Regions from separate parts of the Homo sapiens genome. Here region 2 is linked to region 1. The links are chromatin loops, found by intact Hi-C in ENCODE. Cell type or tissue: IMR-90. All regions are shown on one strand. Each heading gives the region's core, and the rest is flanking DNA. Links, peaks and the distances in the headings are about the cores only. Region 1 overlaps NMRK1 (nicotinamide riboside kinase 1). Region 2 overlaps RORB (RAR related orphan receptor B).

The links. A loop is a pair of places that touch in the nucleus more often than their neighbours do. Peaks named below come from ENCODE experiments on the same cell type or tissue, not always from the same donor. Only the 100,000 strongest peaks of a DNase experiment are listed, where the experiment ranks them.
Region 2: it touches region 1 in a loop (5-fold over the local background); 3 of 110 quality-filtered maps call a loop at or near these places.

Annotation. Positions count from the first base shown.
Region 1 is chr9:75,071,667-75,084,369 of GRCh38, forward strand. It overlaps NMRK1 (nicotinamide riboside kinase 1), which reads right to left. Exons shown (of 9, transcript NM_017881.3): 2 at 11,421-11,484; 3 at 5,824-5,914; 4 at 5,493-5,541. The coding sequence starts at 11,449. Among named protein-coding and RNA genes, the nearest start is that of NMRK1, 10 kb to the right of the region's middle. In IMR-90, for the core only: a CTCF peak has its summit at 5,677 (motif pointing left); a DNase peak (open chromatin) is centred at 5,685.
Region 2 is chr9:74,565,379-74,578,081 of GRCh38, forward strand. All of the region lies in intron 1 of RORB (RAR related orphan receptor B), which reads left to right. Among named protein-coding and RNA genes, the nearest start is that of RORB-AS1, 73 kb to the left of the region's middle. In IMR-90, for the core only: a CTCF peak has its summit at 5,751; no DNase peak of the experiment used is centred there.

The DNA.
Region 1 (12,703 bases), core at 1,515-9,514:
GGGGGTGGATGCTCTGCTTCCTGCTAGGCCCTGCTGATGCTGTGTTGTGGGGGAAGTTGGTCCATTGTGAGAAGAGGGCGTCAAGGAGAGTGCTGGTTAAGTTTCATTGCTGCTAGTTGTGGGTAGAAGTTCAGCTTTCCACTGGGTTCTGCTGACAGGAGCTGACACGCCCTGAGTAAGGAAGGTGAAGTGCCAACCTGCTCCACTGCACACTGCCTCTTTCCACCTGAGTACTGCCAGGTGGAGGCGAAAGTGCAGCTTCCTGTTTGGTTCCACTGATCCAACCCCCATGGGTGACGTGGAGGGGTGACTCACCCTGCCTTGCTAATGCTGAATGGATCTTCTGGAAGTCTAGCTCCGCACCAAGCTAACAAAATGAAGGGAGGACAGTTTTGCCTTTTGTGTCTGGCTAGAGTAGGGTGGATATTATCAAAAAGTTTTTCTATTCTGGTAGGCCACCCTTTTCCTTGTCCCTTTTTTAGCCTGTGCCTATGGATGGTTCCATGTTGTATACTTCTCCTGTATATGTAGGAGGCAAAAAGAAAACCCATGGATCCCATAGCCATGTCATTCCTCCCGTCCTGGAATCTTTAGCCAGCATGCTTTCTTTTTTCCTTTCAGTCTTCCTTTGTCTGTTTGTTGCATTACGTCTAGGGTTTTTCATTGCAGTGGGGAGGAACAGTGAGCAATGGGACTAATCCATCTTGGCTGGAACCAGCAGTCTTACTACTTTTGATATATTTTTGTATCATTCAGTTAAAAATATTTTCTAATTTTCATTGTGATTTAGCTTTTGACCCAAGGAATAGATAAGTGTTTTGCTTCAGATAAACTACAATGATGTTTGGGATTTGCTTCAAAACAATATAGGTGAATAGAGTGGGTGAGGGTATAGATGAAATATAATTGGTCAAAATTTCATCATTATTAAAACTGGATGGCGAACTCAAGAGAGAGTTCATTATACTTTTCTGCTGACTTCTGCATATCTTTGAAATTTTCCATTAGAAAAAGTTTTTGAAAATCAGAAAAAAGGGTAATGCTTACTTTTCAAACATTTGGTTATTGATTTTTAATTTACTTCATGGTGATTATAGAGTATCTTTACATTTCTTCAATCCATAAAATGTATTAGGACTTACTCCATGCCCTTGCATATATGGACTGTTTGGGGTAATATATTCCATGTACTCAAGAAAAAAAAATATGTATTCTGCTGTTATTAGGTGCATGTTCTGTACATGTCAGTTTTTGGTCAAGTTAGTTAATTGTATTGTTCAAATCTGTTATATCATTAGCAATTTTTGTCTGTGAGTCTCATTAGTGGCTGTTATGAGTTGAATGCGTCCCCCTATGTTAAAGTCCTAATGCCCAGTTCTCCAGAATGTGACTGTTTGGAAATATGGTCATTACAGATACAATCAGTTAAGGTGAGGTCACACTGGAGTAGGGTGGGTACCTGATGCAATATGACTGGTTACAGAAGGAGAAAATTCAGACACACACAGGGAGAGCACCATGTGGAGATGTAGTCAGGGACTGGGGTGATGCAGCCGAAACCAAGGCTGCCGGAGATTTCAGCAAACACCAGAAGCCAGGAGAGGGGCACCGAAAAGAGTCTCCCTCACAGCCTCAGAGGGAACCCACCCTGCTGACACCTGGATCTCAGACTTCTGGCCTCTTGAATTGTGAGACAATAATTTTCTGTTGTTTAAGGCATTCTGTGGTACTTTGTTATGTTGCCCTAGCAAACTAATACACAAAGGAAGTTGTGTTAAAATCCCCCTCATCAGCTAGGCGTGGTGGCTCACACCTGTATCCCAGTACTTTGGGAGGCTGAGGTGGGCAGATCACCTAAGGTCAGGAGTTGGAGACCAGCCTGGCCAACATGGCAAAACCCCAAATCTACTTTAAAAAAAAAAATTAGTCAGGCGTGGTGGTGTGTGGCTGTAGTCCCAGCTACTCAGGAGGCTGAGGCATGAGAATTGTTTGAACCTGGGCAGCAGAGGTTGCAGTGAGCCAAGATCACACCACTGCACTGCAGCCTGGGTGACAGAGTGAGACTCCATCTCAATAAAAAATAAACAAACAAACAAAAAACTCCCACACCGATTGTGGATTTGTGTCTTTCTCTCCTCTTAGCTCTGTCAGTGTTTACTTAATGCATTTTAATGTTATGGTATTAGGTAGATAAAAATTTTAGGTTGTTTTATCTTCCTGTCGAAGTAACTCATTTCTCTCTCTCTCAGTAATACTCAGCCTTAAAGTTTACTTCGTTTGGTATTAGTATAGTTGCTAGAGTTATAACAGTTCTTTCAGTAGGTGTTTCCATCATGGATCTTTTTCTAGCCTTTTACGGCCTATATTTCTATGTCCTTATACATATCCTTTTTCTTTTTTTTCTTTTTTGAGACAGAGTCTCGCTCTGTTGCCCAGACTGGAGTGCAGTGGCACAACCTTGGCTCACTGCAACCTCAGCCTCCCAGGTTCAAGTGATTCTCCCGCTTCGGCTTCCTGAGTAGCTGGGACTATAGGCGTGAGTTACCGCACCTGGCCATTAAGTCTTTCTCTTTTAAGGAGCTTATTGTTGGCTTAAAAAAAAAAATACCAGTCTGACAATTTTTGGAGTATTTTAGTTCCTTTCACTTAATGTGGCTACTGGTATATTTGGGCTTAAATCTATCATCTTACTATTATTTTCTATTTTTCCACCATCTTTTGATTTATTTATTTATTTTTTTGAGACAGTCTCACTCTGTCACCTAAGCTGGAGTGCAGTGGCATATCTCGGCTCACTATAGCCTTTGCCTCCCGGGCTCAAGTGAGCCTCTCGCCTCAGTCTCCTTGGTAGCTGGGACCACAGGTGCGCACCACCACACCTGGCTAATTTTTGTATTTTTTGTAGAGACAGGGTTTTGCCATGTTGCTCAGGCTGGTCTTGAACCCCTTGGACTCAAGTAATCTACCCACCTTGGCCTCCCAAAGAGCTGGGCTTACAGGTGTGAGCCACCACACCCGGCCATCCCTTGATTTTTAATTTTTGTTTTGACTTCTTTCATATTAATCAACTATATTCCATTGAAAATGAATTATTTCCTCTACAAACTTGGTAGTTCCACATTTTAAAACTATCCTGTTTGTGCTCAGAAAGCCTTGACTAGTACTTTGATTTACCTTAAATTTGTACATTTACCTAAAATGTTCAAGTTTTTCCTTAAGATAGATTCCTGATGTGAGATGCTTGAAGTCATGGCATGAACATGCTAAGTTTGGGACACATGCTCAACCTCCTTTCCAGAAAGACTGTACCAATTTATCTATATACTTCCATCTAAAGTATATTAGGGCCTTTGTTTTACTGAGCCCATGCTATCACTGGCTAATTATCATTGCTTTAAACATCTTCGTTTACTTGGTAAGTGGGAAAAAAAGTAACTTGCAGTTCTTTAAGGTTGACTTTTATTGTACATTTATTAATCCAATAACTGACTGCTTCTATGAAGAGCTTATTCACATCCTTAGGCCCTTTTCCTACTGGGATATTAGTTTTTCTTATCAGTTTGTAAGAATTCATTAAAAATTAGAAATAGTAATTCTTTTCCAATTGTTGAAAACTGTTTTTCCTTGTTTTTCACCCTTACTTTGTAATGATTTTTCTCACTAACCTCTGGACGAGAGGAAGAGAAGAAAAAAAAAATGATCCTGGCTGCAACTCAAGATGCAAGAACAGAGAGTGAGTCAAGAATTTTGCCTCTCATAAAACTATTATGTGTCTGTAAGAACTGATTGATAACACTTTTCCTAAAAGGTTATCAGTTAAAAATAGAGAACATTATGACTTTTTAAAGAGAGCTCCCTCTGTCACTAGTTTGTGTAAGTATTCAATGATCATCTTTTTAATTATAAAAGTTAATAAGATAATCAAATATTAAACTGCCTATTAGCATGATATTCTCTACAAAAAATGTTTTATGATAGGCTGTAATCCTTTGGCTTCAAAACTGTGAGCTTGGAGTAAGGAATGAGGAGAATCCATCTAAAATATATTCACAAACCTTTCTGAACAGAGAAAAAAACAAAACCAAACCACAGTGGCCTAGTACTTTGGCCACCAAGAAGGAAAGCTGAAAGAATGAGAGAATATAGTTTGCTCCAGGCAAAATTCTCTCATGGGTGGTTGAGGGTGGCCAATGTAGCTACTTATACATCTTCAGAACAGGAATGGGCAGAGGGACAGCAAGCCTAACTTGCTTCAGAAGAAAACCCTGTGATTCCATGTGGAGAAAGGGGAACCATCATATACTATTGGAAGGAATGTAAATTAGTACAGCCACTATGGAGAAGTACAGAGATTCCTCAAAAAATTAAAAATAGAACTACCTCATGATCCAGCAATTCTATTACCAGGTATATATCCAAAATAAAAGAAATCAATATATCCAAGAAATAGCTGCACTCCCATGTTTATTGCAGCACTATTCACAAATAGCCAGAATATGAAATGAACCTAAATACCCATCGATGAATAAATGAACAAAGAAAGTATGGTGTGTATATGTAATGGAATATCATGCAGCCTTAAAAAGAATGAAGTCCTGTCATTTGCAGCAACATGGATGGAACGGGAGGCCATTATGTTAAATGAAATAAGTCAGGCATAGAAAGACAAATATCCCATGTCCTCATGCATATGTGGGAGCTAAAACAAGTGGATTTCATGAAGATAGAGAGTAGACTGGTGGTTACCAGAGACCCGGAAGGGGAGGCAGGTGGGGGGGAATGAAGGGAGAAAAAAAAGTATTTATTACAAATGAACTGTACACTTAAGATTGGTAAAGATAGTAAATTATATAGGCATATTTTACCTCAATGAAAAAGAAGAAAAATCTATCATTTCAGTGTTTTCAGTTTTATTATTTCATTTTAAAAAATATATATTTTTGAGACAGGGTCTCACTCTGTCACCCAGGGTGGAGTACAGTGGTGCGATCTCGGTTCACTGCAGACTCAGTGTCCTGGGCAAAGTGATCCTCCCACCTTAGCCTCCAAAGGAGCTGTGACTACAGGCATGCACCACCACACCTGGCTAATTTTTGTATTTTTTTGGGTAGAGATGGAATCTCCCTATGTTGCTCAGGCTGGTCTGAAACTCCTGAGCTTAAGTGATCTGCCTGCCTCGGCCTTCCAAAAGTGCTGGCATTACAGGTGTAAGCCTCCAAGCCTGGCCCCAGTGTTTTCAGTTTTAAATATAAAACTGGAAAAAGGTTTTAACTTATTTAAATAGTTCAACATAAATCAGAAACCTACAAATGCAGGCTTAAAGTACAACAATATATTTAAACACATTTTAAGACTGCCTTCACAGATATAGTGAAGTTCTTTTTTTAAATTTTTGTTCCACAGAACCATCAACTTCAACATAGTGAAGTTCTTTGGGTTTGAAAAAGAAAATGAACATAAGCATATAATATTTGACAAGTAAATCTACTTACCATCGTACTGCAAAAATCCATTTTTATCTGTCTCTATCTCAGACTCTGGCTGGAAAAATAATAAAGTACCCATCAAAACAGTGTGTAGGAAAGAAATAATACAATTATAGACTAAAAAGGAGAGAAGTCTTTAATAAATGCTTTGGATGATCAAAGAAAGATCAGCACTGATAGACAGTGCCATCTAGTGGATAAGTAACACCATTGCACTGAGCCTAATTTCAATACAAAACGTAAATCTCTAGCCAAAGACTTCTTGGATGTAATTCAATTAACGTGGTGGTTAAACATTTTTGTATTAAATAAATAATTTAAGAAGTTTTATAGATACCTTGAAGAAATCATCCTGAGATATGACACTGCAATTTGGGAGGTGTTTCTGCAAATTCTTAGCCAGTGTTGTTTTGCCACTGTTTGTCACACTGAAGCAAAGAAAAAAGAAAGTACCAAGAAGGAAAATGCATTAAAAATCATTAAACACTTTTTTTTTTTTGAGAGACAGGGTCTCGCTGTGTCACCAAGGCTGGAGTGCAGTGGTGCAATCTTGGCTCACTGCAACCTCCGATTCATGGGTTCAAGTGATTCTCCTGCCTCAGCCTCCCGAGGAGCTGGGATTACAGGTGCCCGCCACCATGCCCGGCTAATTTCTGTATTTTTAGTAGAGATGGGGTTTCGCCATGTTAGACAGGCTGGTCTGAAACTCCTGACCTCAGATGATCCACCTGCCTTGGCCTCCCAAAGTGCTTGGACGTGAGCCACCAGGCCTGGCCCAAAATTAAACACTTTAAAATAATTTTTTAAGAGGGTATTTAAAGCAATATTTACTATTTAAGAAAAAAATGATTTCTTTCATAGATAGTGCCTTAAACCACAGGCACTGGTAGATCTGATGTACTTAATAATAAGAAATAAGCTGGGAAAGATGAAGGAGAAAGGTAACTACCAAGTAAGGGAACTGAGTAACACTAACACTTAAAAATACAGACACTGTGTTGGAAGCAAAATTTTTTTTGCCTATGTCAAAATATTCACATGGTTCATATGCAACACAGAGAATATGAGTAGCACATTTTAGTGCAAGTGTATAAAACTGCATATGGTCACTGTGATTTTGCCTCAAGGCACAGTGGAAAAAACAGAGGAGTGGCTTATTACAAGCCCACCTACCATGAAATCACATTTCCTCTGCGATGCCTCCTTTTCCCCATCTCTCTCCACCTGGGGGCCAGCTGGGAGGTCTGCTGTAGCTTATCACAACAGGCCAGTTATTTGTCTCTTCTGACCGGACTGTGAAGTCCAGGAGAAGGGGCACTGAGTTACTCCTCTTTAGATCTAGTTTTGCAGCATCGAGGAGATCACACGGGAGGGAGGCACTTCTCGATTCAGTCATTTATTGAAAGCGTGTTTTAACCTGGGGCTCATGTCTGTGAACATAAGTCAGGGCATCTGTGAACTTGAATGAGAAAAAAATTATACCTTTATTTTCATTGAATTCTGACAGAAATTTAGCATCTCCTTTAATTATAAATGTAAGTGATATAAGTACCTCTGACATTCACCAAGAGAAATCACAGATGTTTTCATATTATGTTGCAGTTGGGGTGGATATCTTGAAGTATCATCGATGTTCATTATTGTTTCTGATTTATGGCATTGTTTAGACCCACTTCTGGCTATTGTTATTTAATATATTAACATAGAAGAGTATATATCACAATATCACAAATTTGTTTTTAAAAATATTTTTATAACTATATTTCAATATAACCAATTTCTTTTGTATTCCTGCATTTTATTTTGTACACTTAAAACTATTACTCTGAGGTCAAGATTTCACCATACCACCAAAATGTTCACAGCACAAAAACCTCCTGACTACACATCTATTTGTAAGAAACTTTGCTTAATCCCAGATGAGATCAATCCACAAATACTTATAATCTAGAAAAGGGAAAATGAACTAATATCCATTCATCAAAATGGCTTGTATATAACTCAATTACTACCTTATACCTCAAGGTAGAAGGAACCTGATTCACAAGATTTCTCATGTAACCTTACGATATACAATTGGGTAGGATATGGGCCATCTCTTTGAAAACGATGAAAAGTGAGTGGGTGCTACCCTATGTATCAAGAACATATTATGACTTTTCCCCTTCTTTAACAAAAATGTCTGTAAACCATACCAAATGTCCATAGTTTAGGTATTAAGTTTTGGTTTAAATGAGATAGTGAACAGGGGTGACTTTATTACAATATGAACAATCTGGCTAGAAAAATCTGTCATTTTTTAGACTTATCTCTGTTAAGATCACGCAGTCAAACCAACAGTAGTAATTAGATCCTTTCTCACTGACTTAGCTAAAGCTAATGAGAAATACACACCCCATTTTTGCACAAGCCTTGGAGGAGACAGATCGGCTAGAAGACAGTCTGAGATATGGAGAGGAGAGGGGAGAAAAAGTATTTAAACAAGCCTGCACCTAAGATCCACACTCAGACTGCAGACATCCTGGTCAGGTGACAGCTCAGGCCACCCAAAACATGGCGGAAAGGAATAGGAACCTTCCTTGGGGAAGGGAATAGGATGGGGGAAAGGGATAGGAATGGGGGAATAGGATGGGGTAAAGGAATAGGAAGGCCACCCAAAACATGTGGGAAAGGAATAGGAACATTTTCCTATGGCACGCCCACAACCACCACGTGTAGCTTGCGTGTGCTACCCAACCTGAGGAGAAGCGTGCCCAGCATGCATTCTGTCCTAGGATCTGAGGAAGGAAAAAGGGTGACTACTTGGTGCCACTCCCTTCTTTGCTCACAACACCCAAATAAATGCACAACTCCTGGCCCATTTATTTTTTATGTGCCAGGTAACAAGAGGGCTCATTGTATTTGGACATAACAGTGGGCTGGGGAGAAGTTAAAAGGCTGTCTGTAATTACTCAAACACGTGGAGAATACATTCTGCAACAGGTAGATGTTAATATTCCAATTTTCCAGTTGAGGAAACTAAGGATTGAGAAGTTGTATACTAATAAAACTAGTCCATGTTAAGTAATGGAGATGGGAAAGTCTAATGCCAGGATGGATTTAAACTTTTTTATGTTGTGGGACTCTGAGAGAATCCCATGAAGGTTATCATCTCTTTCCCCAGTGACTGAGTTTGGATGTTTGTCCCCTCCAGATCTCATATTGAAATGTGATCCCTGGCCGGGTACGGTGACTCACACCTGTAATCCCAGTACTTTGGGAGGTCGAGGTGGGTGGATCACCTGAGGTCAGGAGTTCAAGACCAGCCTGGTCAACATGGTGAAACCCCACCTCTATTAAAAATACAAAAATTAGCTGGGCGTGGTGGTGCATGCCTGTAGTCCCAGCAACTTGGGAGGCTGAGGCAGGAGAATCGCTTGAACCCAGGAGGCGGAGGCTGCAGTGAGCCGAGATTGCACCACTGCACTCCAGCCTGGGCGAGCAAGACTCTGTCTCAAAAAAGAAATGTGATCCCCAAGCTGGAGGTGGGGCCTGCTGGCAGGTGTTTGGCTCATGAGGGCAGATCGCTCATGAAGGGTTTGGTGCCATCCCCATGGTAATGAGTGAGTTTTTGCTCTGTTGGTTCACGTGAGAGCTGGTTGTTTAAAAAGTCTGAAACCTCCCTCTCACTCTCTCTTGCTCCTTCTTCCGCCATGTGACATGCTGGATCCCCTTCATCTTCCACCATGACTGTAAGCTTCCTGAGGCCCTCATCAGAAGCACATATCACCACCATGTTTCTTGTAGAGCCTGCAGAACAGTGAGCCAAATAAACCTCCTTTTCTTTATAAATTACTAAGCTTCAGGCATTCCTTTATAGCAAGACAAATGGACTAACACACCCAGAAAAATGACTGTCTTTACATTTGTGTTAAATTTCCAGGAAGTTCATGGATGCCCCCTGAATTCCTTCAGAACCCCTGTTATTTGCAATTGAATAATTACTAAGTTATTACTTCCCTATGAAGTAATTATTCGATTGAGGCTTATTGGACAATTACTTCCTAGGGAAGCAAGTGGCTAAGTTCATAAGATGCAAGGCAGGAACAAAAGTCGCCTTAACTGAATCCGGCATGGGCTTCACAGGTGCAGCAGCACTAAAATGAAACTGAGGCACTTGGCCAGGAGCAGTGGCTCATCCTTGTAATCCCAGCACTTTGGGAGGCCCAGATGGGAAGATTGTTTGAGGTCAGGAGTTCAAGACCAACCTGGATAACATAGTGAGACCCTGTTTCTTAAAAGAAAAAAATTAGAAATCATGGCACTTGCTAAATAAAAGATAGTGGAAAGAAGGCTTTCTTAGGGAGTTATGGATAGTACCTAGTACACAGGACAAGACAGAAGGTAGGTTTCTAGGTATACGGCCCTGTATTGGGACATTGAGAAGAGGGAAATCTTATTTACAGAGATGCCAGATGAAGGCTGGATTGGATCCTGTAGTGGACTTTGTAGTTGCCTCTCCAGGTTCCATGTCTGTTTTCTAGGTCCGGTTGGGACTGCTCCCACTCTCAATTCCAGAACAGAACCCACTGACCTAAACCAATCAGTGTAATCCCACCTCTTTTACCATGGTGGCTGAGTGTATGTGGACCAGGCTTATCCAGCAAAGGGAGACCTATGACCTAGGGGAAGAGAAGCATTTCCCCTTCTGCCCAGTGACAGGCTATGAAGAAACAAGTCACAGGGCTCCTAGTAGATCTTTGTGACCAAAAGGATAAGCCAATTCTAAGATGAACCCAAATGAAAGACACATAAAAGAGAGAAAAACTGCCTTTGGTGATACCACTGAGCTCCTGTATCAAATTTTTCCCGCAGCCTGCTACCCCTGAGGCTAATACATTTCCTTTATTACTTACAGATGGCCTTCATACATCATGATATTCAGATTTAATTCTCAATAACTCGGAACCACTGAATATCATTCATCAGGCAGATAATCAAAATGTTCTGTATGAAGATTAAACTGATAGAGGTGTGTAGGAAAGATTAGAAGGGAAAGATGGGGACTAGGGAATGACAGCCTGTATCAGGATGGTGGCAGTGAGGGTGAGAAGGAAGAGAAACACAAGAGAAGTACTGCAGAGAAAAACTGAACTTTTCTTCTGGTTAGATGGGAGGCAAAGCAGAGTTCTAACATTTAGTTCACTCAATTTTACTTCTGATTGATGACTTACTATGGTAATGTAATACCATAACACAATGATTTCCCCAAAATTACAAACAAAGTAGTCTCAGATATTTTATTAATTGGGTCACAAACAATGTGAATATACTTAGAGTAAAGGTGAACATAATATGGTAGCAAAACAAATAATGTCATTTTCAGTTGATGTTGATGTTTTATTTGCATGCCTGCCTATGGCACCACAGGTAGGATGACCATATAATTTAGAACATGTTTGAGAGAAAGAGAGGTGCATCCAGGGCCACAAGGATTAGCTTGGGCAACATGGGACATAAGGCCACCCAAAACATGGGGGAAAGGAATGGAGGTGAAGGTGTTCTGTATACCAAATGTCTGAAGCTGGGCACAGCTGGAAAGAAACTAAGTTTTCTCCTCCATCGTGATGAAGGAGAATGATATGGGGAATGATAAATCATCCTGAATGAAAGCAGTGCCCAATCAGACCTTGTCTCTGGTGTTAGCTCCACAAAATAAATGGGAAAGTGGGTAAATGTGGTTGACTGACTCTTCTGTTTCTCTGTTTATAGAAAACTCTTCCATCTCTTGTTGGCATTTATGAAGCCAGTGCTCCACTGATATTCCACAGTGGTCTGCTCTTCCCCAGGACTCTGGAATCCTCACTGCTTCTCCGTCCCCCACTCCATCCACACAGAAACACCATTTGGACATCCTCAGTATCTTAAAGAGCTGTTTGTAGCAAAATTACTCACCCACTGATTCCAATGATAAATGTTTTCATAATTAGCTTTGAAAATCACAGCTTCCTAATATTTCCTAAAAGTAAAAAAACAAACAAACAAATCAAATGCATTTCATTTAGATGTCTAGGGAGATAAAAGAATCCTAAATTAGGAGCACCAGCTGAGAGGGGAGGATGACAGTGACCTTTCAGCCCAGCCCCGCATTATCCACATTCCCGCCGCACTGGCTTCCCCTGCTACCACTGAGTGCCAACCACTGGGGTGTGCTCAGGACTGTCAAACAGTTCAACGTCAGGTGACCTGCCGGAGCACTCCCCCTTGAACGTCTGTTTTCTGGGCGTGGAAGAACTGCTAGGCCACAGCGTGGTATATGAAGTTTCATCCTCTCCTTAGCCAGGTTGCCTTCCACCTTCACGATTCAGTCGCCTGGGTATGACTCATTATCAGTGAGGGAGGGACCCCTGTGGGCTGGCCTCTTTCTCCCCTCATGAGACAAGGAAAAAGTCACTGCTGACCAGAGGCAAAAAGAAGCTAATGCCGTTTAAAGATACTGCCCTTATGAGACAAGAAGAAAGTTACTGCTGGCCAGAGGCAAAATGAAGCTAATGCCGTTTAAAGACACTATTTCTTCACCCAAAAGCCTAGGTCTTGGGCCTGGCTAGGTACATTTTTTTTGGAAACAGGCCAGACAGTAAATATTTGACACTATGTGGGCCAAGAGGCAAAATCTAGGTTGTTATGTATGGACTTATATAACAAGAGAAAAAACATTTTCACAATTTTTTTTGATGAAATTCAACATATAATCATAATTTTTTTAACAGGTCTACTAATGACAAGAATGAAATTCCCTTTTATTGGGCTATCATTTCTCTTAATTGGATTTCTGTTGTGCTTTCTACATGAAACTGCAAATGTTCAGGCAGAGGGCCAAGTTAAGCCACCGGCCACTGTTTTGTGGATTTTTGGTTTAGGGGATGGAGGGCAGTTTCATACATGCCTCCCTAACGTTCACTAAAGTAGTCCTTGGTTATTACAATGGGCCATTTTTCTCACTAAGTGAAAAGGTGAAGCACAGCTGGAGGGAATCTTAGAATAGTGGCTCCTGAAGGTCATCCCTGAAGGCCACTCTTCTTCCTTCCTATCTGCTCAGGGGGGTTGCCAGGGACCTAGGCCGTGTAGCCAGGGGCAAGCGGCTGCCTGCCAAGCTGGAGGCTCCCAGCAATGCTCCAGTTTCTATGATCTGTGTCCACACTCTCCCTGGGGAGGGGTTATGCAGAAAAAAGCCTGGT
Region 2 (12,703 bases), core at 2,241-10,240, 510 kb before region 1:
TGAATCTTTGAGACATATTCACTTCAAAATCAATATGTTGAGTAACATCACATAAATGATGAGTTTCGTCACTGTTCATTGCCAGCTCTCATTTTTGCTGGCAAATATCAGCATCAAAATTTTCATAAGCATTCTGTACCTTAGAGATCAAAGTGGTTTTGTTTACTTTTAATTTGATAAGTAGACGTGTGACCCCTAAGTAGTTAAATTTATCAATTGTGAAGTTAAGATGAAAATTATTTATCTTTACATTTATTCAAAAAGTGAAATGTAAAAACTTGTCTTAATATCTTAGACCATGCCTTTCCCTAAAAAGCATCTTCTTTTTCATACATTTTTATTTAAGCTTTTCTGCTTGTGTGTTGGCAAAATAAATCTTTTTCAGGTTATATGTGATTATCCTACAGATATGCTGTTGAGTGAGATCTCCTACTTTCATCATCTATACTTAGACTTAAGTCAGAGTCCCCTTCATGTCTCTTACATGAATATCAGAATTGCCTAATTCGAATTAAAACTTCCCTGATTAATGACAAGTGCTCTTTGAACAAGATGTTCTGATGATCTCCAATCCTAAAATTCCTCATTCAATGGGTTGTGTAAAAATACTTCATACATTTCAGTATTGCTCTCAGGCACTGATGAAGTATTAATATGGGTGAAAAAGACCATAGTCATCAATGTATGTGCTACTTATTGAGGGCAATGGTAAATCTGCTTCCTTCCTCTGCTGTCCTTTACCAACCCCTGTCACCTCAAACGATGAAAGGAAGAGTGAGGAAATGATAAAATCCAAGACCAGGGAAATCCATTAGCCCAAATATGCTCTCCATTATTGCCTTTCATCAAAAGCTTTTACAGCAATTCATTTTTTTCTGGCTCTATGAAATCTAAACTTTTTAAGTTAGAATCTCAAAGTCATTCTGCTTCATAGAGTTGTTGGGAAGATACTAGATAATGCATATACATTTCTTCTCATGTTTTGAGAACATATTATTTATGTTATTTTCTATTATTTTGTTAGTTGTATTAGTTGTATTATTCTGTCTCTACTACTATCAACAGTTTTGTGTTTCCACAGTGGTTCTTTACATCTTCTTCTCCAAATCTTCATCTTTTATAAAATAAGCCCTTCCGGCCGGGCACAGTGGCTCACACCTGTAATCCCAAGACTTTGGGAAGCCGAGGTGGGTGGATCACCTGTGGTCAGGAGTTCGAGACTAGCCTGGCCAACATGGTGAAACCCCGTCTCTACTAAAAACACAAAAATTAGCTGGGTGTGGTGGCATGCACCTGTAGTCCCAGGTACTCGCAAGAGTGAGGCAAAAGAATCACTTGAATCCAGGAGGTGGAGGTTGCAGTGAGCTGAGATGGTGCCACTGCGCTCCAACCTGGAAACAGGGCGAGATTCCATCTCAAAAAAATAAATAAATAAAATAAAGAAGCAGGGTAAGATATAAGGCTGATAGCCCCAAATAAATCAGAGATGTCATTAGTATTTCAGTTATTCAGCCATACTGACGTTGTCATTTGTTTATGTGACTTTTCTTTCTATGTAGGAACCTAAAATAACCCAGAAGTTTCTGTGGGTTTTGGTTTTCCAAAAGCTGTTGCTTGCCTACCTCATTTGGGGCAACAAATGCCCACCCCACCCTTTTTTTTTTTCTGAGACAGAGGCTCGCTCTGTCGCCCAGGCTGGAGTGCAACGGCGTGATCTCGGCTCACTACAACCTCTGCCTCCCGGGTTCAAGGGATTCCCGTCTCAACCTCCCGACTACCTGGAAATACACGCACACACCACCACACCCGGCTAATTTTTTGTATTTTTAGTAGAGACGAGGTTTCACCATGTTGCCCAGGCTGGTCTTGAACTCCTGTTCTCAAGTGATCCACCCGCCTTGGCCTCCCAAAGTGCTGGAATTATGGGTGTGAGCCACCGCGTCTGGTCGGAATGCCCTCTACTTGAGAGGACCCTCTCTAGTCCCAGGAAAGCTGGATGGATTCCAAAGGAAGGAAACAGAGATTGACACAAGACAACATTGAATTGAACCTTCACATTTTCTTCTTGGTTGCTGAGCTCACATAACCAAGATAGGGAAAGGGATAGGAATTCAGAGTAGGTAATGGCAAGGACAGAAAAGTCAAGTTCCCCAATGTCACAGCTCTCAGAAACAGGAACATGATAAATGTAGGGGGAAATGAGGGTCTCCACTGAAACCATAGTTGTAATAGATCCTATGGTTTAATAGAAACCATAGTTTTAACAGGATCTATTAAATTGAATTTAATTCAGCACCACAGTCTCCCCTCATTCTGAGACTTTGTTCCCACTCGTAAGGAAAATGGTACCACTTATGAAAGATAAAGACTCAGCAGTCCCATTTTCAAAACTCTGAAGTATTCCTCTCTCTGAGCGAGTGGTTCCTTTCATTCGAAGGCATTGCATGTATGTGTGCTTTCTTTGGAATGGAAGTGCCATGAAAGAAAACACATTTTGACGAATTCCAGAGGAAGCATCAAGAACTGCCAGGTGACTTGTCATAGAGCTTTCAAGCCTAGTGTCATTTTATTTTTACAACCCAGGGTTTTAGCAACTCAAGAGGCTTTATATGTGTTCATTAACCGCAAATCTGTAATTTAAATGGACAAATTATCCTGGTTAATAATCTAACACATCATTCCCAATTCTTCCTGCTGTCAATATTCGAAACAGAGCTCAATATTCCAAATTTTTATAACACCTTTCACATGTTAAGTGGGTACAGTTTTGACACACAAGACAAAATAAAATAAAATTCCGTACTGGACAACACTCACAAAAGCTGCTTGATTCAGGTGAAAAGTATTTTGCTTCCATATTGGCCTAGAGCATCTATTTATGTATTTTTTTTTTTGAAAATAGAAACTCAAAAAAATTATTGTGATTTTTTTAGGTCATTATATAAGGGATAGAGAGAGGTCACCTAAAATGATGAAAATTAGCACAATAAATATGACTGTGAGAGCAGCAATCAATTCTTTTCTTAAGAAAATTAAACCGGAGCCGGGCACGGTGGCTCACGCCTGTAATCCCAGCACTTTGGGAGGCCGAGGTGGGTGGATAATGAGGTCAGGAGTTCAAGACCAGCCTGGCCAAGATGGTGAAACCCCGTCTCTACTAAAAATACAAAAATTAGCCAGGTGTGGTGGTGGGCACCTATAATCCCAGCTACTCGGGAGGCTGAGGCAGGAGAATCACTTGAACCCGGGAAGCAGAGGTTGAAGTGAGCCAAGGTCGCGCCATTGCACTCCAGCCTGGGCGACAAAGAAAGACTCCATCTCAAAAAAAAAAAAAAAGAAAAAAAGAAAATTAACTGGAAGTTTGTCTTTAAAAATATTACAATAGTTTGAACTAGCATTATCACCTAGAGTGAAATGAACATTTAAAATCTAAACCTAAAATCATATTTATAAGTATAAATGTATATTAAAATATTTGCAGTTTCCTCAAGATATTTATAGTGTCACAGTTCTAAAGTTATGAAAATCTTTCATCTTTTATCAAATATTAAAAATCATACACTCAAAAAAGCCCTTATTAGAAGAACTCTTCTTCTAAGAAAACATAATATGTTTAGCTAGAAACGTTAGTATGAATGTACCAATGTTAAGGTTTTTGTTAGCTGAACAGGTTGTTGCTAGGATAAATATAAACCATTGATATATTATAGTGTAAATAACCATATATGAATGTATTTCAGTCACCAGACACAAATGAAAAAAATTCTTAATAGATCATTATAAAATGGAATTGTTATTATTGTTATGCAAGTCCAAATTGGGAGGTCATTAATTAATACAATGGTATATCTGTCATTATTTCAAGCTTTATCTTATAAAGCTTGTGTTTATTTTTCTTAGTTTTTATGAATACATGAGATGCTTTTTTTAACTCTGCTGTTAAGAAGACTGTACTCAAAGACATTGGGAATGTAAATATATATTAAAGTATATAGTGTATAGTGTAGCCATAGGCAGGTTTATTTATAAATGTCAATGCTATTTTGTTGTGAAAGTTCATTATGATGACAGTTTTAAAAGTAGGGCCAATTCAAGAGTGTTTATTACATACCAAAAAAAGGAAAAAATATTTACCTTGTATTTTTTGATGTCTGGGGATAAGATTAATTTATAAATCGATGTGTTGCATTGAAATAGCAAATGTAAAAACCAGTCACAAATACTAGCCTTAAAGGTAGAATGTGTGCTGTTTTTATAAGGCCCTGCTCATCATTGAAACCAGGTGACTTTAAAAATAATCTACAAAATTAAAAAATTTGAAATTTGGTTTAAAATTTTAAAATACCTCAGAAAAACAATAAAAAGGAAATTATATACTGCATTTGTCACAAATCTGACAACTCTAATACAAATATGCATTTCTCTTTCTTTGACTGTATATAAATAAGGCCAAATATCTAGCTTGTTAAATTAAAGATTCACCTGTATGTTTTCTCCACCAAATATTTGGAAACTCTTGAAATTTTTATTCGATTTTTTTAGATCTCACTAAGGTTTTTGATTAAGATCTTTTTTATTTTCTCCTCCCCTCCTATGTTCCTTTAAAAATAACAGCATATCCATTTTAACAATATAAAACTTCAGTTGATATTTTTTAGAGCTAGTAAAATTGCCAATCTTATAATACTAAAATTCTTCCTTCTTCAGAAATCTTCTTTGGAGTGAATAGAGAATAATCCACAAAATAAATTTAATTCCTTAGAAGTTTGTTATTTTTAATGGAAGGATGTTTTCCATAAGCATTCTTCAAATAGCTTTGCTCCATACCTTCTCACTTTTTAATATTTGTATCATTACGTGTATCAATTTATTTATAAATTAATTGAATTCTGCATACAGGCATATATGTGCTGAATGTGTAAATGAATATGTATTTGTCATCTTTAATGTATTTGAATTTGGCTGATGCACCCATAAAAAAAGCCTCCAGCATATTTGCATAATTAAGCATAATATTATGATAAACCATTTCAAGGGAAAAAGTTGGTCTTACAATCACAATATGTTTATTTTTTTAACCTTGTAAATTCAGAATACATTTGTGGGAAGAACTGGAGATAGAAAAGATCGGCTTTACCTTCATGAAAAGAGGTCAAATGTTACTTTAATTAATCTTGTGTTATGCCAAAAAGAGTATTTATATAACACATAAATATTAAGCATGGCTGGTACAATTTTAGGGGAGCAAGAGTATTCTATTCCTTCTAGCTTTCACATAAGAAAAGAATTCTAGAAGAATTCTTGATTAAGACTCAAGTGTGCTACAGCTTATGAATTTGTGTGTGCACACACGTGTGTGTGTATGAATGTGTCTCACCACAGAGCCTGAAAAATAGTGTTCAATACATGCCGTTTGATTAATTCTTACTATACCTCCGAGTTATATCATCAGAACATATGTGAAGGTGACTAAGCAAATGGATCTTTTAAAAGGATATTACTTTTACATTTTATTATTAATATTTTTTAAAGTAAACCTCAAAAATTGTAAATTCTGGGAATCACACTATTGTTGTGAATTAATAATAAATAATATAATTAATTATATTATAATTAAATGATTGCTAGTTTTATAGATAGAAAATTCATGAACAAAATAGAAAATAATTTAACCTATGGAGAAATGTGTGCATTAAAGTTTCATCCCAAGGCTAAGTCAGTACTGTAGTTATTGGTGACATCGTGTGGTTGATGCTGGTATCGACAGCAGAGTCAGAGCATTTCCTAAAAATTGGTTAAATTACTATAAGCAAAATTAAAGTCTTAAAATGCACATTGTCTCGATTAAATTTGAAACAAAAAATTTCACCTAAACCATGACTAAATCATTCATCCCTCAAATTCTAGACCTCTTTTAGAATATTGTGGTATGCAGACACATGAAAATTGATGCATTACAATAGTACACAGCAGAGAGTACTCCGGAGCAGTATTTTTCACTACAGTACTTGCTACTTTCCTTTAAAAAAAAAAAAAAAACACAGTTTTAATTACTAGAGTTGGGGAACAGTTGTTCTCTCCAAAAAAAGGGTAGAATTCTCTATTCACTGTCTCACATTTTTACTTGAAAAAGTTATCGTTGTTAAAAGAATTTTAAAAACTTAATTTGCATCCTATTTTTATTTAAATTACCTCTGATATTTTAACCAAATATTATCACTGCTGGAGAGCACCTAATATTACTCAATATTATTTTTTTCGTAATAGTAAAAGGTGAACTAATTTTGTTTTAAACTTTGAGGTTAATTTTTTAAATGAGAGTTCTGGTTTTTAATATGGTAACTTTGACCTCCACAATGTCATGCTCCTATAGTTTGACAAAATAGGAGGTTGCAGATGTTAAATATAGCCCTGTTCTCGTAGAGGAAAGGCAAGGTTGCAAGGCAGGATTTCCAGCACAGATTGTAGTAAATGCTTTCTGAGCCATCTTCCTCACACAAAGAAGCGGTGATAATTCCTTCCGTGGACATTCCCAGTCGGTGCACATCTCTGCACCTCCCCCGCCCTCCTGAGGCTCTTACCTGGTTTCTGCATAACATCATATTGCATAGTGCAGAGACCCCTGGGGAACTTTCTTTCTCTACCTGGGGAAGGCCTTCTAAACTCTAACATAGCACCACCTGAGATATTAATTTGCGACTCTTGCTAGGGTTTAGTGAAAGCTAATTCCCTAGAGTAACTATTATTGTACCATGCGATACTGAATGAAAAGCTCCATCGTTCTGTCTCTTTTTAAAATTCAGACTGCTAAATTCAACGGGATAGGGAAGCATAGATAACATTTATTAATATAGACAATTTTCACTGGTTTTAAAGGAAGATGGTTATGATGGGTACTGATATGAAAAAAAATATTATGGTCAGTTATGTCTCAAGACCAAAGTCACAGGAAATATAATCCTTATTTGACTATGAACATGTCCCAAAGAAAGCACAGGTATGAAGTCTTTTTCCTGAGCTTAGATGACTGAGGAAATCTGGGGTTACCTGGCACTGCATGCAAGCTATTTTTGGAGAGAGCCAAGATCTGCCTCTCATCAAGAAAGATGCCCCACCATGATAGCTGGTTATTGAACTGGTAGCATTGACAATTGATGAGGTGATGTTATCACCTTTGAAGTGCGGGTCACAGGAGGGAAAAAGGGTGCTCTTGAGGGTAATGAGATACAAAACCAGCAGAATCACACTGCCATTGCCCAGAGCTAAATTAAAACCGGTAAGGAGAACCCCTTGGAATATTTTTTCTTTCTACACTTGGGGCCAGTCTTGGGATTAATTAGCTAAATTCAGCTGAAATCCCTGTTTTCCTCAGTAGGTTTCACTTAATTACTTTATATGTTTCCTCATCCAGGTGTAACATGACAATATAAGTTAAAACAATTCCCAGTAGTACCACCTTGTGAAAGATATTCCCAATTTTCCCTTCGTGTGTGGCACAAAGGGTAAGAATGTGAGGAAATTGCATATCGAACAACTGTTCCAAAATTAGCAAATTGTAGCTGAATTTGAGACGGTAATTTTCACTCTTCAGAATCTTTTAATTGTAGATCACAAAAATCTTATCTTCTTTGTATTAAACTATTTTGGTAATTCGGTCAGGTGCCCATTTTCCCAATCTACTAAGTATATAACTTGAGGTAAAAGTAACAAAAGTTTCACACATACTTCAATTACTGAAGACTAGACAGTTTTCAAACGTGTTTTTTTCCACATCTTAACTCCATGGACCTCACTTTTTTGAACAAAGTATGTGGTGCCATTTTGGACATTTAATTAACTGGCACATCTTGTAAAGAATTCACACATGATCTGTAGCTGTTTTGAGGGGGTTGCACATCAGATATCAATGAGGGGCCAATCAGCCACTTGTGCATGTCATTTGTACAAGTGTGTTTTCCCATTCAATTTTGGCTCCACTCTAAATGACAACGTCAGTGCTTGAATTTTTTCCACAGAAGGCCAGGAAGCACTGCATTCCCTAAGCTTGATGTGACAACCTTCAACCAAAGGCTGAGCTTTTGTTATTAAAAAAAAAAAAAAAAAAAAACTGGGCCTAATGATTGCAGCAAACAGCGTTGGGATTTTATTGATGTACTCTATGTGACTGTGACAGTGTTGACATGAAATCAAATTCAATTAGCAGGGGCTTGCTAATGACTTACACTGCTTCAAAAACTCACAAGGACAAAGCACTTGGCCAGAAATCTCCCGGCTACTGTCTGGTTTCCAACTCCTTTTGGTTGCTTCTCAGAGCAATAACCAACTGCCAGATTGTCTCCATAGATTAATGTTAAAGAACTTCACTAATGAAACTCTTGACAACATCTGTGTGTGATGAGAGGGAAAGGGTAGGGAAGGGAGACGGAATTTCTGTCCTCAGGTGCTCTTGAAGCAATTTCTAAAACCACTGTGGAGCACATCGAAAGAAACAGCAACTGTGTCTCTGGAGGATAACTTGGCTGGACAGGGTATCAAAGCTGCAAGGGGAAATAAGGTCTGTGGTCAGGATAGGGTTTCAGTAAGGCTAGAGGCACCCTCTCGGAATGCGTGGGAGGCCAGGCCATTATCTGAGCAGTATTTTAAAGGAACAGAGGCGCCATTATGATGCCTGCATCAACCCAGCAAGATGAAGATGATGTCCGTTCTAGATTTCCACAGCTTTTATTGACGGCCTCCTCATTGTGTCTTTCCTGATTGTCTGGCAGTCTCATTATCATACCCACTCCTTCCCCTGAAAAGGAGCAGGAACAGCTTTGACTCACACATACAACTCCCACTACCTGATTAGCAAACAGATCCAGCCCTGAGTCAGTTTCAGGGGTCCTCCGTAAATACAATGTCAAGTAAATAAAGTATGATCTTAATTGACAGAAAGTTTACGAGGGGAAATAAGCCAGTATTCTGCTGTGTTGTTATATCACTTTAACACTTCAAGATGGTTTACTTCAATGTTTATCCTCAAATTACCTTCTCCATTTTACCTCACAGATATTTTCCCTTAATATTTCTTTCTTTATTAATTTAAATATGCTGTTAACAACAATTGCATAAATAGTAGCATTAAGGAGCTCTAAAAAATAAATAAATAAAGCATGGAATCTGGTAAAAACATGGCTATTTGTGTGTCTTTAGGCCTTCACCACCATCCACATTATAGTGCAACCAGATTATTGTAAAACAACAAAACCTCAGAGTCAGAATTGGGCACAGACTCCAACCTTTTGGGATCTCCCGTAACTTGTAGGTAAATTGACCATGTAACCCTGCAACCTGAAAACATCATTAAAAAGCCATAAACTAGTCATACGATTGAGAATCCAAGCCACTAGTGATATGATTTTCACAAGCAAGAAGAAATCTTAAAATTCTAGTGACTTCTGAGATTATAAAGAAAGAGGAAAAGACAGAAAGCAACACCTCAGGAAGGAGTTTTAACACGAAGGAGAGCCTCTTCCTATCGTCAGTCCCAATCACACTGCTCAGTGGTAAGCTAAGCGTATATGGGACTGAAACTTAGCACTGATGGGGGCCAAAAGAGTATTGCATACCAGGAATATAGAAGTAAATAACTATAAGAAATTGAAGTTACATAAAGTGTGTCCTAAACCCTTGAAAAACTGCTTGAGCCATGTTAACAATGAGTACGGACACCTTAAATACCTGGACTGATACAAAAAAGGTAGACTGTGCCTCTCTCAGTAACAACTGCAAGACTATCGTTTTATGCCCAGACGTGTAACAAATCACATTGTTTACTCTTTAAAATTACCCGGTATTACTCTTCTCATTTTACAAACAAGGAAACTGAGTCTCAACCTCCTTGATGGCTCCAGAATTGCTCAGGAAAATGTCCACTCGTTGGAGACAGTCCCAGGACAAAGGGAAGATGGAGGACCTGCAGGGCTTTGCATTTGCTTAGCAGTCACCCTCTTTTCACCCAAGTCGATTGTTTATTTGACATGACTTAACACTGCCATTCTCTTCACCTGAGCACTTCAGAAACTTTTCTGAAGCCCCCTGAGCAGTACAGGAAGTGGTAGAGCGAGAATGATTTGTATTCACCTGCCTGACAGGAAAGCCTGTGTTTTTATGGATCACCTGCAAAACTTTCTAACTTTCATTTACTATTATTATCTTCCAGGACAAATGGATATGCCTGGACACTCACCAAGAAATAGGCTAATTATTTCAAAAGGCCCAATTGTTAAAAAAAATCTGACTACTAGAGCTCACAAGGCAGTTGACACAGAAAAATGTTGTTCAGTTTCCTGTATAAGTTAGAGATCTGCCTCCTAAAATCTTGCATAGATTAAAAGTCAGAAGAGGGAGGGATAAAAAGCAGTCTCCTTATACAGTGGTACAGGGAATATTAGACCCCACAGAGTAGGAAGGACAAATCAGACACAATATTATGAAGATCAAATGAGATAATGCATGTAAAAGCACTTTGTAAATGAAAAAGCCCTGTGAAATGTGAGCTGGTGTTATTATTAATATTATCACGCAGGATTTCTTTGCCTCCTTCTTAATAAAATAATGGTCTTCTTCAAGGTCCCTCGAAGCCAAACCAAAGGAGTGTGTTTCCAGAGAAATGAAAAGTAAAGGTAATTGTGGATGTTCAATAAATATTAAACAGCCTCGCTGTTTGTGGGAAGCTTCAAGTACATGATTAAGTTGCAGGTGATAGTAAAGGAAACCAGCATGATCTTTAATTATAAAATACTTGTTAGGTTTGATTCCAGTAAAATGCAATTACCTTGAGACTTCTGGTAATATCTCACAAGAGGCTATGTTCTCAAGATGAAAGCTTTTGTGGATGCATGTTAGACTCCATTGTTTGGGACCATGTACACCCATCCTGGCTCCTGTCTGTAACAGCTAATCACCATTAACTGGACGAGCCTTGCAGGAATTCCCAGTTGTATGCCAGCCATTCTGTGGCCTGCCTTGAAGTATGGAAACATCACAGAAGTGGGAATAAGGGCAACAGTGGCAGACCACAGCATTAGCTAGGCTTAGGGAGAAAGAGAAGGGAATTCAAGATTTCATAGGGGACAAAAGAGGGCCCAGTAGGAGGGAGAAAATGGAATTGTCCTTGTACATGTCATGATGATTATAATGCAAACAATTTTTTTTAAGACTAGCAGGGAAACCTCTGGATTTCATTTTGGAAAAGTATCCATCAATCTGTATAGCTTCATTTTAAAATGAAATTTTTAATCAGTGTATATTTTTTGAACCCGCCTGGGAAAGCAATTGGTGGGCTTAGAAAATGTTATTTTGAAAGCCTTTTTTAGTTTCGTGCTGGTAGGGTTCCAAAAGCCTTTTTTAAAGAACATTCTTATATAATAATGATAGCTAACACTTAACTAGTGGGTACTACATGCCATGTACCAGCAAGTGCTTTATGTATGTTAACTCTGTCAATACTCATAATGAACCCATGGGGAAACCGTGGCAGTAATGCTCATTCATTTGTCTACAGTCACACAGCCTGTAAGAGGAGAATCCAGTTTTCATGTCCAGGCAGTCTGGATGCAGAAATAATGCTCTACCCCGTCAACATTGCCTCCAAGGCCAGTGCTCTAGAGGTTTCAAGTGTATGTAGGTTACAAGAAAGACTGCATGTGTGTGTCTATGTATTCTGCTGAAGGGAGATGCTTAAGATGAAAATGTTTACCCATTAAAAACTATGTTGCTTATCTTCTTACACACTGAAGCAATTGAATTTTGCTGGGTTTTTTTTCTCTCTATGTTCATCAGTTTCTTCTTGTACAATCAGTTCTATGAATTGGACTTAGTTTCTTCACTAATGTCAAAATCGTTCTGTAAAAGAGTCCTATCCTCCTTTTAAGAATGATCTTGGTGTCTTTCCTTTGGCTTCCAAATTATTACTACTTTAAATTATAGTCAAGGGCTTTAATGCAGGGTTACCATGATTCTACTTTTAGGCATCTACTTAGTTTCCTTTGCTCTTCCTCACCCTAAATTTGCTCTAGGGAGCACTGTCAGGCATCACAGTACATGACTCTTCAAATGGAAAGTACCTGTCAGTAAGCAAAATAGTGTGTATATTTCTATTTGGAAGAAACTGTGAGCTATGGGCATGCAATTGCAAGGTGAATGATAGATGGCTCCAAAACCAAGAGCAAAACACTTCCTGAGAGAAAGTTAGCAGAAGGTGACACCCATTATGGATGCAAAGTGAAATGGGGCAGAGACACCAAAACCAAATAAGCGGGTTTGCCCCAGCTCTTTTACTTTCCAGTTATTTAGCCTCACTGATCCTCAGATTCCCACCCTATAAAATGGAGGCAAAAACATTGGCTCTGTAGGTTTATTATGAGAAATAAATGAAAACCTGTATAAAATGCCTGACACACTGACAGATGAGTTATGGTGCCAAGTAGTAATTGCTTTTGTTCAATTTGGTTTCTTAACTAAAAGGAACCTTGTGACCCTCCTTGAGACTGTCTCCACAGTTCTCGGGCCCCAACTCAAAGAATCCTAAGTATTAGCAGAACTGAAAGAAATCTCAAAATATTATGTAGCCTAACTGGATAAAGTATTAATCCCTACCCACCCTCCCATTTTACAGATCAGGAAACTGAGGACCTGAGAAGGTAAGTGGCTTGCTCAAGGT